Linked DNA regions of Homo sapiens: region 1 is linked to region 2. Evidence: chromatin contacts called from ENCODE Hi-C or POLR2A ChIA-PET data. All regions are on one chromosome and are shown on one strand. The core of a region is the stretch at or near the end of the contact, and the rest is flanking DNA. Distances in the headings are between cores, read along the strand shown.

Region 1 (7,152 bases), core at 3,450-5,949, 140 kb before region 2:
TCCCAACACCATTCTGAAAAACAAGAATTTCTGTGCCCCTTCCTCCCCCAGAAACCCACAGGAAAAGATACATCCTGTGGCTCTGCTCACCGACTTCTCCCCTATCACTTTGCCTGTACTGTTGGCCAGCCATGCCAGGGCGAGAGCTGCCCCCAAACCCCGAGCAGCAGAGAAATTTGCCCGGCTGGCTTGGAAAGGAATGTTCTAACTCCTTGATCAGACCCATGTTCCCTTAATGAGTAGAGAGTGTCCTTGCCTGACTCCTCACTGTGAGGCCACTGCTCTCCTGGCTTCCACCCCCTACCGGAGCCACTACCCCCTCAAGATACCCCACATGCCTTTGAGAGCTGGAGCTGTGGAACCCAGCCAACAGCATCCCACACCCCCAGTGCAGGGCAATGGTGAACCAGAAAATCTCAATCCCAAGAGGATAGAGTTCTTAGGCCCAAGGGGCCATTCTGCACCCATACTCCTGGGACTCCTGGGTTAGCCTGGATGAGCCTAATACCATCTAGTCCCCTGACAAAATCTTCTTCTGTGTCAAACCAGGACCAGGTTCATATATACCTACACTATGGCTGGTAATCACTTCTCCCAGTACCCAGCAACACTGTGTGCAAGCTACCAGGAGAGCAGGCCAAAGGGCCTGTGTACCACCAACGCCAACTTCACTAACAGGATGTTATAAAGAGAAATCAGGTAGAGGGCAAGGTATTCCTGAAGACTTTTCCTTAAAAAGGTGAGGCAAAGTCAGATCATTGTTTGATCACAAAAGGAGATGGTAAAGTATTGAAAGCTCAGTCTCCAATCAAAGTGCCATGAAAAGACCTCACTGATTCCCTAGTCTGCCACCAATCCCAAGCTGATGAGAATACAAACAGTCTGAGCATACACATGAATATTCTTAAATTAGTCCTGTGTGAGTTTGTTGAAAAAGGTCCATCCCCAGGTTCCTCTGTCCTGAAAACCCACGGTGCCCTGCTCTTTCTCTGCTCCCAGGTAGGGCTTCAGGTTGCCCCTGACAAGGAGAAAAAAACCCCCAGAAAGGCAGAAAAAGCCAATGGGGAGCAAGAGCCACTTCTGCCTTTAAAATCTAAAATTCATAGATTTGTTAAAATACTACTGGGCTTCAAGGAAACCCAGAATGGCTCAGATGAGCTGCTGTCAGGCCCTGCAAGAGACCAGAAAGACGACTAGGCTTTCTGATGAATTCAATTATCCATCTCAGCCACCAACCCTCACCAGGTAACCACTGGAGCACGTGTGCACACGTGCACACAGGTACACACAAGCACACACAGAATATACAGGTTCAGCTGGGCCTGGCATCTGTAATGGCCGCCAATGCAAACCAATCCTTTGCACAGGCACCAATCCCCATGTCCAGCACCATCCCAGCCAAATCAGGGGATAATTCTCCTCCTTCTACCCCTGCATTCTGAAACCTGCATGCCTGCTGCCACTGACCCAACGCCCAGTCAGGAAACACCATTCACTTGGTCAAGAAAACAGTTATAGCCAGACACGGTGGCTCACGCCTGTAATCCCAGCACTTTGGGAGGCCGAGGTGGGTGGATCACCTGAGGTTCGGAGTTTGAGACCAGCCTGAGCAACATGGAGAAACCCCATCTCTACTAAAATTACAAAATTAGCTAGGTGTGGTGGCACATGCCTGTAATTCCAGCTACTTGGGAGGCTGAGGTGGGAGAATCACTTGAACCCAGGAGGCAGGAGGTTGTGGTGAGCAGAGATTGCACCATTGTGCTCCAGCCTGGGCAACAAGAGCAAAATTCCATCCCAAAAAAAAAAAAAAGAAAACAATCATAGAATGAAGGGACCATAGTTCTAATCCACTCAACTTGTAGACAGGGAACTGAGGCCAGAAAAAGGGAAGGGGCTTCCTCAAGACTAGCTGCAGAGCCAGGATGAAAGCTGTAGGTCTTGACTCCCTTGCCAGAGCTCCTCAACAGCTCACCAGAAATTCCATGGAGCCCAATGGTTTCCATGTGTCTACTGGCGAGGAATGGGTCAAAAGCCTTCTTAGTGTAATCTTAGAGCACTTCCCTTGTTTTTCTGAGTAAACAGTTACTGATGACTGGGCCCAGCAGCTTATCTGTCCACAGGTCTCCGAGGCCCAGACTGTAGCAGGGTGGATGGCAGACAGAGTCCCTAGGAGGGTCTTCTTCCTCAACTAAGGCAAACCAGCCCTAAAGGGTATCTGGAAGAGAAGGAAAACCACCTTCTGTCCCAGAGGACCATAGCCAGGAGCCAGTACTAATTCTGGTAATTCTAGTTCCAGGGGGTCCGGGGGCTTCTTAAATACACACAAGCCTTTGTTAAAAATGAAGCATACCAGCCGGGTGCAGTGGCTCATGCCTGTAATCCCAGCATTTTGGGAGGCCGAGGCGGGCAGATTACCTGAGGTCAGGAGTTAGAGACCAGCCTGGCCAACATGGTGAAACTCTGTCTATACTAAAAATACAAAAAATTAGCCGGGTGTGGTGGGCGCCTGTATTCCCAGCTACTCAGGAGGCTGAGGCAGGACAGTCGCTTGAACCCGGGAGGCGGAGGTTGCAGTGAGCTGAGATCGCGCCACTGCACTCCAGCTTGGGTGACAAGAGTGAAACTCCATCTCAAAAAAAAAAGTGAAGCATACCAAAATTGCTATGTGCAAGAAGCAATCTGAATATGGTGGTGTTGAGAACACTAGAGGACTTTTCTGGCAACTATCTGCATGGCAAACCCACTATTTTCACTTGGATTACTTAAGGTTATTTTGAGTGTCAAGGAGCAGGGAGCTGATGCTACTACTGCTAATGAAGGATGAAGAGAAATGAGGGGTAGAAGGTGGGTGCTGAGGAATGGCAGGGCAGAGAGGAATTACTAACTGGGATGGTTGGAATAGGGATGGCGGCTCCTCTGTAAAGTGGAGTGGTTAATGACCACACGACCTCGAATGTCTAACCCCGAGATTCTTTAAGCCTCTATTTTCAAGTGTGTCTAACACCCCCTCATTCAAAGACCACCTAGGAAAGTCAGAGGGCCCCATTAAGCACATGGACTTTGCTATGGGATGGACTTAGGGTGGAGTCCCTACCTACTCTGCTCCTCACAGGGTCCCTCTGAACTTCACCTTCCTCTGTAAAATTGAAGTCATAGTTACATGGCTGCTGGAACAGTTAAACAAACAGAGCATACTAAGAGTACCTAGCACACAATAAATGCCCAACAAATGCTAATATTACAATTCACAAAGGAAGCTTACTATTTCCAAGCAATCGCCACCCTCACTCTGAGATAGAGATGGGGATGGGGGGAGATACACCAAATCATCTCTCAAAATGAAAGAATCAGAATGTACGGGAAAAACTCTTGGGGTGATTAATTGGTTCAATTCATACAGTCCAGACTGCAAATGAGGCCACCCACCTCACCTGGCTCTTCTGAGCGGTAATCCATGCCCACTGGATGGGGATACCACACCACCACATTGCCCTTCAGAGACAGGAGGCACCTGGGCCCCAGGGCAAGTTTCCCCAGGAAAGAGGAAGGCTTCCAAACTTTGTAGTTTAAAATGAGGAAAGACAGATGGGGGAATTTATCACAGGTCCCCCAGGGGTGCTTTGACATAAAGCCCTGCTTTGTTAGGGAGGAAGGAAGAACATGGCGAAGGCTGACAAGAGTTCCCTTTCAGTTGAAATTCAGTCATTCCACTTTTTACTCAGAACAGAAAAGGAAAACAGGCCAGGCTCAAGGAGTCTCTCTCAGCCTACTAAACCCATAACCCTGGCCAGTACACAGCCAGATAAAAAGATTTAAAAGTGTTTTCACTATTGTCTTCTTCTCAAAAGATCCTAAGGCTGCCGACCTTTGAAACAAAAACTACCCAGAGGTTCCAGATGTGAAGGTCTGAGGAGCAAGAACTTGGTTCAACCAACAGGTAGAAAGCACATGGGTGATTCAAACTCATCAGGTCACAGTAAAAAGATCTGGTAAGAGGCAGAGAGAAGCTAGAATTAAAACTGAGGGACCTGTGCATGAAAGGTGAGAAAAGGCTGAGCTATTCAAAGAAAGCCTTCAGGACCCAGAGTGGGTGACTAGAAGGACTACCAGATTTCAGGCCTGAACACTGCCAGGAAAATTAGGAAGACCAAATGCTTATTTGGGGACTGGTATCATCTCCTGGAGATTGGCATCTGAAAAGGCTGTTTACCAGAGAGCTAAGAACTACTACCTTGAGAACAAGGTAATCTGTTGGGTTTAGGGGCTGTATTACATTCACACTCACCCATCTGCTACCATACACTTGGCCGTTAGGTCGACCTCCTTCGGGTAGACCTCCCAGACCTCAAGTGTGGTGAAGCACCCTGCTATGTGCTCCCACGGTATTGTAAATGTTAAATGGGCTGGTTACTTATCTGCCCCTCCCCTGGGGGCAGGGACCACAGGGCTGCTTTCACAGCAGTACCCCAGTGTCTAGCTCAGGGCCTGGCAACACAGCAGACACTTGTTTAATGAATAGCGACTTCACACCAGAAGAGGCTTTGCTTGTCAAGTGCTAATTCCTGAGGTTATAGCCTCAACCCTTAGCCTTCAGCTGGGGCCCTCCCAAATACAGAGAAATTGCTAGTGTCCTAGAAACTGCTGGCTCCCAGAGGAACGCAGGCCCTAGCCCAGCTTTGACTCACAGGCAACCCAACTGCCTGATATCAGTGCTGCGCCTCAGTCCAGAATGCAACACTCACCAGTTGTATAACCCTTGGGAGCATTACCTACCATTCTACCCCAGCGTCACCCTCCTTACTAATATTGGGTCTACAGGTGTGAGAACAGAAAGACAGATCTCAACCACTGAGATTTCTCACCAAAGCACAAGAAATGCTAGCAGCAAATCGCAGATGCACGAATTACACGTGTAAATAATATGTAGTGAGCATTTACTAGATACCACACACTGTTCTAAACTCTGGGCATGGATTCTCTTAATCTTGATCGTGTTGAATTAGTTTCTTTCATTGGTCCCATTTTAAAACGAGGAACCCAAGACACATGGTGGAAAGGTTATTTGCCAAGATAACAGCCAGCAAAGAGAGGAACAGGATTTGGAGCCAAGCAGTCTGACTCTAAAACCTGTGCTCTTAACCACTAAAAGGAGGTGGAAGAGAAGCTAAGGGGTATAAGTTACAACCTTATTGTAGCCAACAGGACAGTTTCTCAATAGCAGGGATGCCTGGGCATCATTCTACATACTGGGGAAAACCAAAGCCTGTTGCAGGGAAGCCTAAGCTAACAGCTGGACAAGTGGCACCTCGGTGGTTGGAAGTGCCTAGTTTCCCTACCCAGAGAGGCAAGGGAAACTACCACCAAGCACACCCAGTTTGAGTCTAACTCCAGCACTCTGGCACTGGCAGCACTATGAAGAAAGAGACATTCCTTCCAGACCCACCTCCCAGTTCCTCTCAGTTCTCCCAGAGGCTGCTCAGGGGGATCCAGCTGACATGGATTGTGCCCCACCCTCAGCCCCCAGATATAAGGAAGGCCACCACTATCTCCCTAAGCCTGTGTCCAGGGACCCTGACTGTGGAAGGCAGCAATACCATCTGAAGGGAGGGTGAGGCAGGCAGGAAAGAGTGCCTGGGTTATACTACCCACCTGTGCCTGTCCCTCCCAGGCCAGCCTGGGGACAGATTAACTGAAAAGCCTGGCTACTTTCAGCTGTCATTCATCCTGGGGATGGGGTGGAGTCATAGAGGGGAGCCTGGAGACCCACAGGCCTTTCCTCCCATACTGACTGACCCCAGGACCCCCTAAGCAGGAACATTCTTCTATGGAGTAAAGAGAATGCCATGTTAGCCCTCCTCACCTTGGTCACCAGCTGCTGCTGTCGGTACCATCTCTCAGAGGCCTCTCTGCCCAGTCCTCCCACCCAAATTTCCCTAGACCTGCGGATGAAATGCAGGAGGGGCTGGAAGGGCATTCTTAGGGAGAGGAGTGGGCAGAGAAAGGGAAGGAGAGAAATGTTCAGGTCAGATCATCTTGAGTTCCCACTGAAAGGAAGCTGCAGACCACCAGTCAGCTCAGGAATGCAGAGTCTGCATCCCCTTGGCCCGGGAGGAGGAGCAAGGGTGGGCCAGGCTCCAGTCACATGATGCTGGCCAGCCTGGCCCAGCCCAGGCCCAGCCCCAGCTGACTATCTTTAGCCTGTGGTGACCCAGGTGGCCCAGTGCTCCCACTCTCCCCGCCCAGATGTGGACCCAGCCACCCTCGGGTGGCTGTGGCCACTCCCACTGCTGGTACCAGTCCCTGAAATCTTGCTTCAAAGCTGATCAATAATCAACACAGCTGAAATATATCAGCGGCCACTAAAGCTCCTGGCCTCCAAGTGCCAGCTCCCTAACCCAGCCTTTTCTAAAGAGCACATTTGGTTCTAGTTAGAACAGTAATAATAATCACCTTTTACTGCATAAAGACTAGGTACCAAAAACTGACCTAAGTTGCTGTGTATGATTTTACTTAATTATCTCAAAAAGACACAATTATTCCAGTTGTCCAGAAAATGAAACTGAAGGAAGGGACTCGCCCAAGGTCACAATGTTGAAGAGCAAGATGACTGACTCCTCAGATCTAGTCATAGATCTCAATATAAATTCTCCTCAGGAGGCTTCCTGACTGCCCAATGTAAAGTGCCACAAAACCAGCAACTCTGGATCAAGTTCTAACTCAGTCTACAATTTAAGATCTTCAGGGTACTCACTACCGCCTGAAATGGTTGCATCTGTGTGTATCTCAACTCCACTAGACTGCAATCAATTACTGAGAGCTTACTACAGAGGTGTCCAATCTTTTGCCTTCCCTGAGCCACAATGGAAGAATTAATGTCTTGGGCCACACGTAAAACACACTAACACTAATGATAGCTGATGAACCTAAAAAACAAAAATTGCAAGAAAATCTCAATGTTTTAAGAAAGTACAAATTTGTGTCAGGACGCATTCAAAGCCGTCCTTTGGACAAGCTTGCCTTACAATGTCTTTGCATGATGCCAAAGTTTTTTACATGTAGTAGCTCATTTATTTTTCCGTTTTTTTTTTCCTTTTTTTTGAGACGGAGTCTCACTCTTGTCACCCAGGCTGGAGTGCAATGGCGCCATCT
Region 2 (7,366 bases), core at 1,509-4,008:
AATGCAATAATGCATGTAAAGCATTTAACATTGGCTGTAACACAAAAGAATGCTCTAGAAATGGTAATTATTGGTGTTTACACATGCATAATTTAATTTAGGAAATCAGTATTATACCCATTTTTCTGTGTGAGAAATTTGAGGCTCAGAGAAATCAAAGTAACTTGCCTAAGGCTACTGAGCTAACTAGAGGAGGGTCTGAGATTAGAATCTAGGTCTGGGCAACACAGCCAGAGAAAAAGAAAAAAGAAAAAAATACAAAAAAGAAAAAAATAGCCGTGTGTGGTGGTGCACATCTGTAGTCCCAGCTACTTGGGAGGCTGAGGTGGGAGGACCGCTCGAGCCCAGGAGGTTGAGGCTGCTCTAAGCCGAGATTTTGTCACTGCACTTCAACCTAGGCGCAGAGCAAGATCTCATCTCAAAACAAACAAACAAAAAGGAATCTAGGTCTGTCCTGGGGCTGCCTCATCACCCTTAAGATACCATCTCACATGACCTCCTGAAAAGGAGTTGGTTTTTGGATTCCACAGACCAAGAGCATTTAAAAATACCCAGATGTATTGGTTATCTATTGCTGCATAATGAATTACCCTAAAACCCAGTGGGCACAGATTCACTGGCTCCTCCACTGCAGGTATCTCACAGGTGCTATTCAGGGTGTTGGCCACACAGGGTGGGGTCAGGGCACACTTGTTACATGTGAGTGCCTCCTGAAATTTTACATGCTGCGCCTTAAGGTTCCTTAAGTAGCCTTAAGGTTCAACTGGGGAACCACCTGCTTCCAGCTTACCTGGCTGTTGGCAGGACTCAGTTCCTCCAGGGCTGTTGGATTGAGGCCCTCAGTACCCCTAGCTGTTGGTCAGAGACCACCAGCTCCTTACTACATCATTGGCTGACCTTTTTTTTTTTTTTTTTTGAGACGGAGTTTTGCTCTGTTGCCCAGGCTGGAGTGCAATGGCTCGATCTCAGCTCACTGCAACCTCTGCCACCTGGGTTCAAGCGATTCTCCTGCCTCAGCCTCCCGAATAGCTGGGATTACAGGTGCCAGGCACCATGCCCGGGTAATTTTTGTATTTTCAGTAGAGATGGGGTTTCACTATGTTGGCCAGGCTGGTCTCGAACCCCTGACCTCATGATCCGCCCGCTTCGGCCTCCCAAAGTGCTGAGATTACAGGCGTGGGCCACCGCGCCCAGCCTGGCTGCTTTTTCAGTGTGGCAGTTTGTTTCATCAAAGTGTGCAAGCCAAGAAGAGCAAAAGTCAGCTGGCAAGATGGAAGTCACAGTCATTGCTAATCTAATCACAGAAGTCATTATTGCGACATTCTGTTTCTTAGAAGCAAGTCACCAGCCCCAGCCACTCTGGAGGGGAGGGGATCATACAAAGGCTTGAATATCAGGAGGAGGGGACTGCGGAAGGCCATTCTAGAGCCTTCCTGTCACACTGGAGTTGCCTGTCAACTTTTAATTTTGCTAAATAACATTTATTTACTTATCTATTTATTTTTTTTTTTTGAAACAGAGTCAAACTCCGTAACCCAGCCTTGAGTGCAGTGGTGCGATCTCATCTCGGCTCACTGCAACCTCTGTCTCCCGGGTTCAAGCAATTCTCCTGCCTCGGGTTCCCGAGTAGCTGGGGCTACAGGTGAGCACCGGCCCGCCCGCCTAATTTTTGTATTTTTTAATAGAGACGGGGTTTCACTATGTTGGCCAGTCTGGTCTCCTGGCCGCAGGTGATCCGCCCGCCTCCCAAAGTGCTAGGATTACCTGGGGCGTGAGCCACTGAGCCAGGCTGATCCACTGCACCCGGTAACCCAAGAACATTTAGAAAATCAACTCCCGGCCAGGCACAGTGGCCCAGGGCTGTAATCCCAGCACTTTGGGAGGCTGAGGCTGGGGGATTGCTTGAGCCCAGGAGTTCGAGACCAGTCTGGGCAATATAGAGAAACCTCGTCTCAATTCAAAATAAATAAATAAGAAAAAAGAAAACTCCCAGCCCTGGTTACCATCATTTCATAAAAGAAATGGACATTTTAACAACTAGATACAAACAGGAAATTTCAGAATAAAGGCTAGTCCCTTGTGGTTGAGTAAATACAGCTCTATTAGAAGCTTCCACATTGCTCTGAGATTTCTCACCGAGCAGCATTCTGGTGCCTAGACTAGCCCTGGGAACCTCCAGGGGCCTGCACACCCGCCAGGGGAAAGAGAGAGGAGGACATGGGTAGGGCCTGCCTGAGACCACACTGTGCCCAGCACTTCAAAAAAAAAAAACGGCTGGCTGAATGAATAGTAAATGTACAACCTCATGTGGAAGTGTCTCACTTATCTTCAGCTTCTAGAGGAGGAAACCGGGCCCCGTAAGGCTAAATGGCGGGTCTCAAAGTTTTAGGGATGGAAAGGGGATTAATATTTGCAGGGTGCTTTGCCAGCCACCACAGCCCCAGTGCCATTTTAGCACCCTGCAAACAAGTCCTGAGAGGGCAAGCAAGCTGCTGACGGGGACTCGAGCGGCTGTGGGAAAAGGGACCTGCGGTGGTTCAGGAAAGCAGCCTTAAGTGACCGAGCCTGGACGCGCCAGGCACAGTGTGGGAAGAGTGCCATTCAATCCTCCGCGTAACCCTGGCGGGGCCGGGCTAAGAAGCGCTTACCCAAGCGCAGGAGACAGGAGCTGAGCACAGCGTCGGGAGCTTGCGAGATCACCTGGCTGGGATGAGGTCATCTAAGGTTTAAGAGCGCGGTCGTCTGAGTCTAAAGTCCAGCTCTTTATCTCTGCCGCCGGGGATCCTGGGGCGTAGTGTAAAGGAGGCGGGTGGCTAGGGTCACGTGGCTGATCACCCCAAGAGAAGTCAACCCCAGGCGGGCGGTTACGACGCTCATGCTCCTTAGTGGTCTTCATTTCCGTAATGAGGGGCCGGAGGTGACGGTGCAGCAGGCGGGAGCCAGGGTAAACTTCACCCAGGTGGCCCCAGTGCGAAGGCAGCGAGGCCCTACAGCAAATGGCCAAGGCCGCCTCAGAGGCAAAGCTGCTCTCCCTTTCTCTTTGCTGCCCCATTCTCCCAGTTCCTCCTCAGCCCGGGCCTCCGGGAGCCTTCTGCTGGAAGAGATGTGCTTTCTTTTTTTAGTTTCTTGAGTTTTTTTAGAGACGAGGTCTCGCTCTTCTGCCGCCCAGGTTGGAGTGCAGTGGGGCGAACACGGCTCACTGCAGCCTCCAGCTCCTGGGCTCCAGCAAGCCTCCCGCCTGGGACCAAAGGAGCGCTCCACGGGGCGGGGGCCGCTGTGCGCTTTCTTACTTTGCCCTTTTCATCGCATATTCGGTTGTTCACCCGCGACTTCCTTTCCCGAGGAGCGACGGCGGCGGGGGCTTCTCTCTGCAACCACCACCGGCCCAGAGGAGAGCCCTTGACCAAGGACATCACGAGTACGAAATGACCAAATTTGTTCAGTATTGACTGTATCTAGGAGTATCCTACTCTCAAATAACCCACATGCAAAATCCTGAGGCGGAAGCTACCTTCATCCCTGTTTACAAAACAAACAAACAAAAAACAAAAAAACCCAGGAACCAAAAGATTGAGCAAGGTGTCCAAACCACACAGTTGGTATTTGGTGTCACGTTGGAAGGAGGAAAGGCCACAATTAAAAATTGTTATTCCCGCCGGGTGTGGTGGCTTACACCTGTAATCCCAGCACTTTGGCAGGCTCAGGCAGGTAGATCATCTAAGATCGGGAGTTTGAGACCAGCCTGACCAACATGGTGAAACCCCGTTTCTACTAAAAATACAAAAATTAGCTGGGTGTGGTGGCGCATGCCTGTAATCCCAGCTACTTGGGAGGCTGAGGCAGGAGAATCGCTACAACCCAGGAGGCGGAGGTTCTGGTGAACCGAGATCGTGCCATTGCACTCCAGCCTGGGAAACAAGAGCGAAACTCCATCTCAAAAAAAAAAAAAAAAAAAACCCAAAATTTGTTATTCTTGCGTTCAAGGCATTGTGCTAACACTTTTCTTTTTTTTTTGGAACGAAGTTTCGCTCTTGTTGCCCAGTCTGGAGTGCAGTGGCACGATCTCTGCTCACTGCAACCTCTGCCTCCTAGGTTCAAGTGATTCTCCTGCCTCAGCCTCCTGAGTAGCTGGGATTACAGGTGCCGGCCACCATGCCCGGCTAATTTTTGTGTATTTAGTAGAGACGGGGTTTCACCATGTTGACCAGGCTGGTCTTGAACTTCTGACCTCAGTTGATCCACCTGCCTCGGCCTCCCAAAGTGCTGGGATTACAGGCGTGAGCCACCATGCCCGGTTTGTGCTAACACTTTTCTAGGCATTATCTCATTTAATTACCAGCAGAGGGTGAGTGCTTTAACTCTTTAGAGGAAGCTTAGAGAGGTTGACAGGCCTGCCCAGGCTTATTAGCTGGAGTGTGGATGGACCCACAGCTGACCCTCCTCAGCAGAGCACTCCAGTACCTGCAAAACTGTGGGCAGATGTCTGTGATTCTGAGATCGATTGGGAGTTGGGGTCCGGCTTTTCTTTTCTTTCTTTTTTTTTTGAGTTGTAGTTTCACTCTTGTTGCCCAGGCTGGAGTGCAGTGACAGTGATCTCAGCTCACTGCAGCCTCCACCTCCCCAGCTCAAGTGATTCTCCTGCCTCAACCTCCTGAGTATCTGGGACTACAGGTGACCACCACCATGCCTGGCTAATTTTTTGTATTTTTAGTAGAGACGGGGTTTCACCATGTTGTCCAGGCTGGTCTCGAACTCCCAACCTCAGGTGATCCGCCCGCCTTGGCCTCCCAAAGTTCTAGGATTACAGGCATGAGCCACTGCGGCCTGCCTGGGGTTTGGCTTTTCAAATCTCAGTAGGTAGGTTGGTTTTTGTTTTTTTTTTTCCCTTTGGTGTGCTGTGGGTTGAGGATGTGGGCACTCGACTCAGTCAGCCTGATTTGGGATCCTGGCAGTGCCACATTCTGGCTGTGGGCCAAGGGGCAGGTCACTCAGCCTCTTTCAGACTCAGTTTCCTCATGTGCAAAATGGGAGTAGTACTGGTACCTGCCTCATAGGGCCTGTGAGAGAAATGCGTGGAGTCACTTAGCACTGAGCCTGGCTCCTAGCAAAAGCTAAAAATACGCAATTGTTGCTCTTAATTATTCTTACAGCCTATAAAACAGCTTTGTGTGCATTATTTGATTTGATTCTCACAATAGCACTGAGAGGATGTACAGGGGCAGATTTATCTCTGTTTTTTTTTTTTTTTTTTTTTTTTTTTAACACAAAGCGACCAAAGTTCAGAGAGGATGAGAGGCCTGGTCTAAGTCACAGGGCCATGACCTCAAGTTCAGGGAGGCTGGTTCCTCTCACCACTGCATTCTCTAAAATACTGTCCAAGGGAAATATAAAGGCAATCACAAATGTAATTTTAAATATTCTAATAACCACATTAGGAATCATAAAAGCAAACAAGTGAAAGTAATTTTAATAAGATATTTCATCTACTATATAAAAATATTACATTTTAACATGTAATCAATATAAAATCATTACTTTTAGGGAAAAGAAAGAGAGATCAGACTGTTGCTGTATCTATGTAGAAAAGGAAAACATAAGAGATTCTATTTTGACCTGTACCTTAAACAATTGCTTTGCTGAGATGTTGTTAATTTGTAACATTGCCCCAGCCACTTTGCCCCAACCTTGAGCTCACAAAAACATGTGTTGTATGGAATCAAGGTTTAAGGGATCTAGGGCTGTGCAGGATGTGCCTTGTTAACAAAATGTTTACAGGCACTATGCTTGGTAAAAGTCATCGCCATTCTCTAGTCTCAATAAACCAGGGGCACAATGCACTGTGAAAAGCCACAGGGACCTCTGTCCTGAAAAGCTGGGTATGGTCCAACGTTTCTCCCCATGTGATAGTCTGAAATATGGCCTCGTGGGATGAGAAAGACCTGACCGTCCCCCAGCCCGACACCTGTAAAAAGTCTGTGCTGAGGTGGATTAGTAAAAGAGGAAAGCCTCTTGCACTTGAGATAGAGGAAGGCCACTGTCTCCTGCCTGCCCCTGGGAACCGAATGTCTCGGTATAAAACCTGATTGTACATTTGTTCAATTCTGAGATGGGAGAAAAACCACCCTATGGTGGGAGACGAGACATGTTGGCAGCAATGCTGCCTTGTTATTCTTTACTCCACTGAGATGTTTGGGCAGAGAGAAACATAAATCTGGCCTATGTGCACATCCAGGCATAGTACCTCTCCTTGAACTTAATTATGACATAGATTCTTTTGCTCACATGTTTTTTTGCTGACCTTCTCCTTATTATCACCCTGCTCTCCTACCACATTCCTTTGGCTAAAATAATGAAAATAATAATCAATAAAAACTGAGGGAACTCAAAGACCAGTGCTGGTGCAGGCCCTCCGTATGCTGAGTGTCGGTCTCCTGGGCCCACTGTTGTTTCTCTATACTTTGCCTCTGTGTCTTATTTCTTTTCTCAGTCTCTTGTCCCACCTGGTGAGATATACCCACAGGTGTGGAGGGGCGGGCCACCCCTTCATCTGGCGCCCAATCTGGGGCCTTTCTCTAGGGTGAAGGTATGCTAAGAACGTGAACATTGAGAACAGCTGATGAGAGATTCCCAAGTATGTCCACGGTCAACCTTGCGGTAAGCTTGTGTGCTCGGAGGAATCCAGGGTAACAATGGGGCAAGCTGAAAGTAAATATGCCTCTTATCTCAGCTTCATTAAAATTATCTTAAGAAGAGGGGGAGTTAAAGCTTCTACAGAAAATCTAATTATGCTATTTCAAACAATAGAACAATTCTGCCCATGGTTTCCAGAACAGGGAACTTTATATTTAAAAGATTGGGAAAAAATTGGCAAAGAATTAAAACAAGCAAGTAGGGAAGGTAAAATCATCCCACTTACAGTATGGAATGACTGGGCCATTATTAAAGCAACTTTAGAACCGTTTCAAATAGAAGAAGATAGTGTTTCAGTTTCTGATGCCCCTGAGAGCTGTGTAATAGATTGTGAAGAAGAGGCAGGAACAGAGTTCAAGAAAGGAATGGAAAGTTCACATTGTAAAAATGTAGCAGAGTCTGTAATGGCTCGGTCAATGCAAAATTGTTGACTATAATCAATTACAGGAGGTAATATATCCTGAATCATCAAAATTGGCAGAAGGAGGTCCAGAATTATTTGGGTCATCAGAGTTTAAACCACGACGGCCATCAACTCCTCCTCCTGCGGTTCAGATGCCTGTGACATTACAACCTCAAATGCAGGTTAGACAAGTACAAACTGCAAGAGAATATCAAGTAGAAAAGGATAGAGTCTCTATCCCGGCAATGCCAATCCAGACACAGTATCCACAAT

The links. Hi-C counts contacts between places; a loop is a spot of excess contacts on that map. ChIA-PET counts read pairs that join two places held with the same protein, here RNA polymerase II (POLR2A). Pooled maps may share reads with other maps.
Region 1: a pooled map shows a loop between it and region 2 (3-fold over the local background). The contact joins two enhancer-like sites. A Hi-C loop is called at or near these places in 3 of 168 maps with a recorded cell type or tissue (K562, ascending aorta and endodermal cell), 1 of 37 single-sample maps with no recorded cell type and 6 of 50 pooled maps. POLR2A ChIA-PET finds 5 or more read pairs at or near these places in 11 of 52 experiments (AG04449, Caco-2, H1 and 8 more).

What each region holds. Positions count from the first base shown.
Region 1 is chr5:154,781,543-154,788,694 of GRCh38, reverse strand. All of the region lies in intron 1 of LARP1 (La ribonucleoprotein 1, translational regulator), which reads right to left. Among named protein-coding and RNA genes, the nearest start is that of LARP1, 30 kb to the right of the region's middle. RefSeq lists enhancers at 3,936-3,995, 4,206-4,425, 4,446-4,705, 6,307-6,406, 6,084-6,710. Within about 2 kb of position 4,699, at least 8 of the 41 ENCODE cell types and tissues checked have a DNase peak (open chromatin) inside an H3K27ac peak, as active enhancers do.
Region 2 is chr5:154,642,828-154,650,193 of GRCh38, reverse strand. No RefSeq gene overlaps it. Among named protein-coding and RNA genes, the nearest start is that of MIR1303, 39 kb to the left of the region's middle. RefSeq lists enhancers at 2,556-2,665, 2,327-2,989. Within about 2 kb of position 2,758, at least 6 of the 41 ENCODE cell types and tissues checked have a DNase peak (open chromatin) inside an H3K27ac peak, as active enhancers do.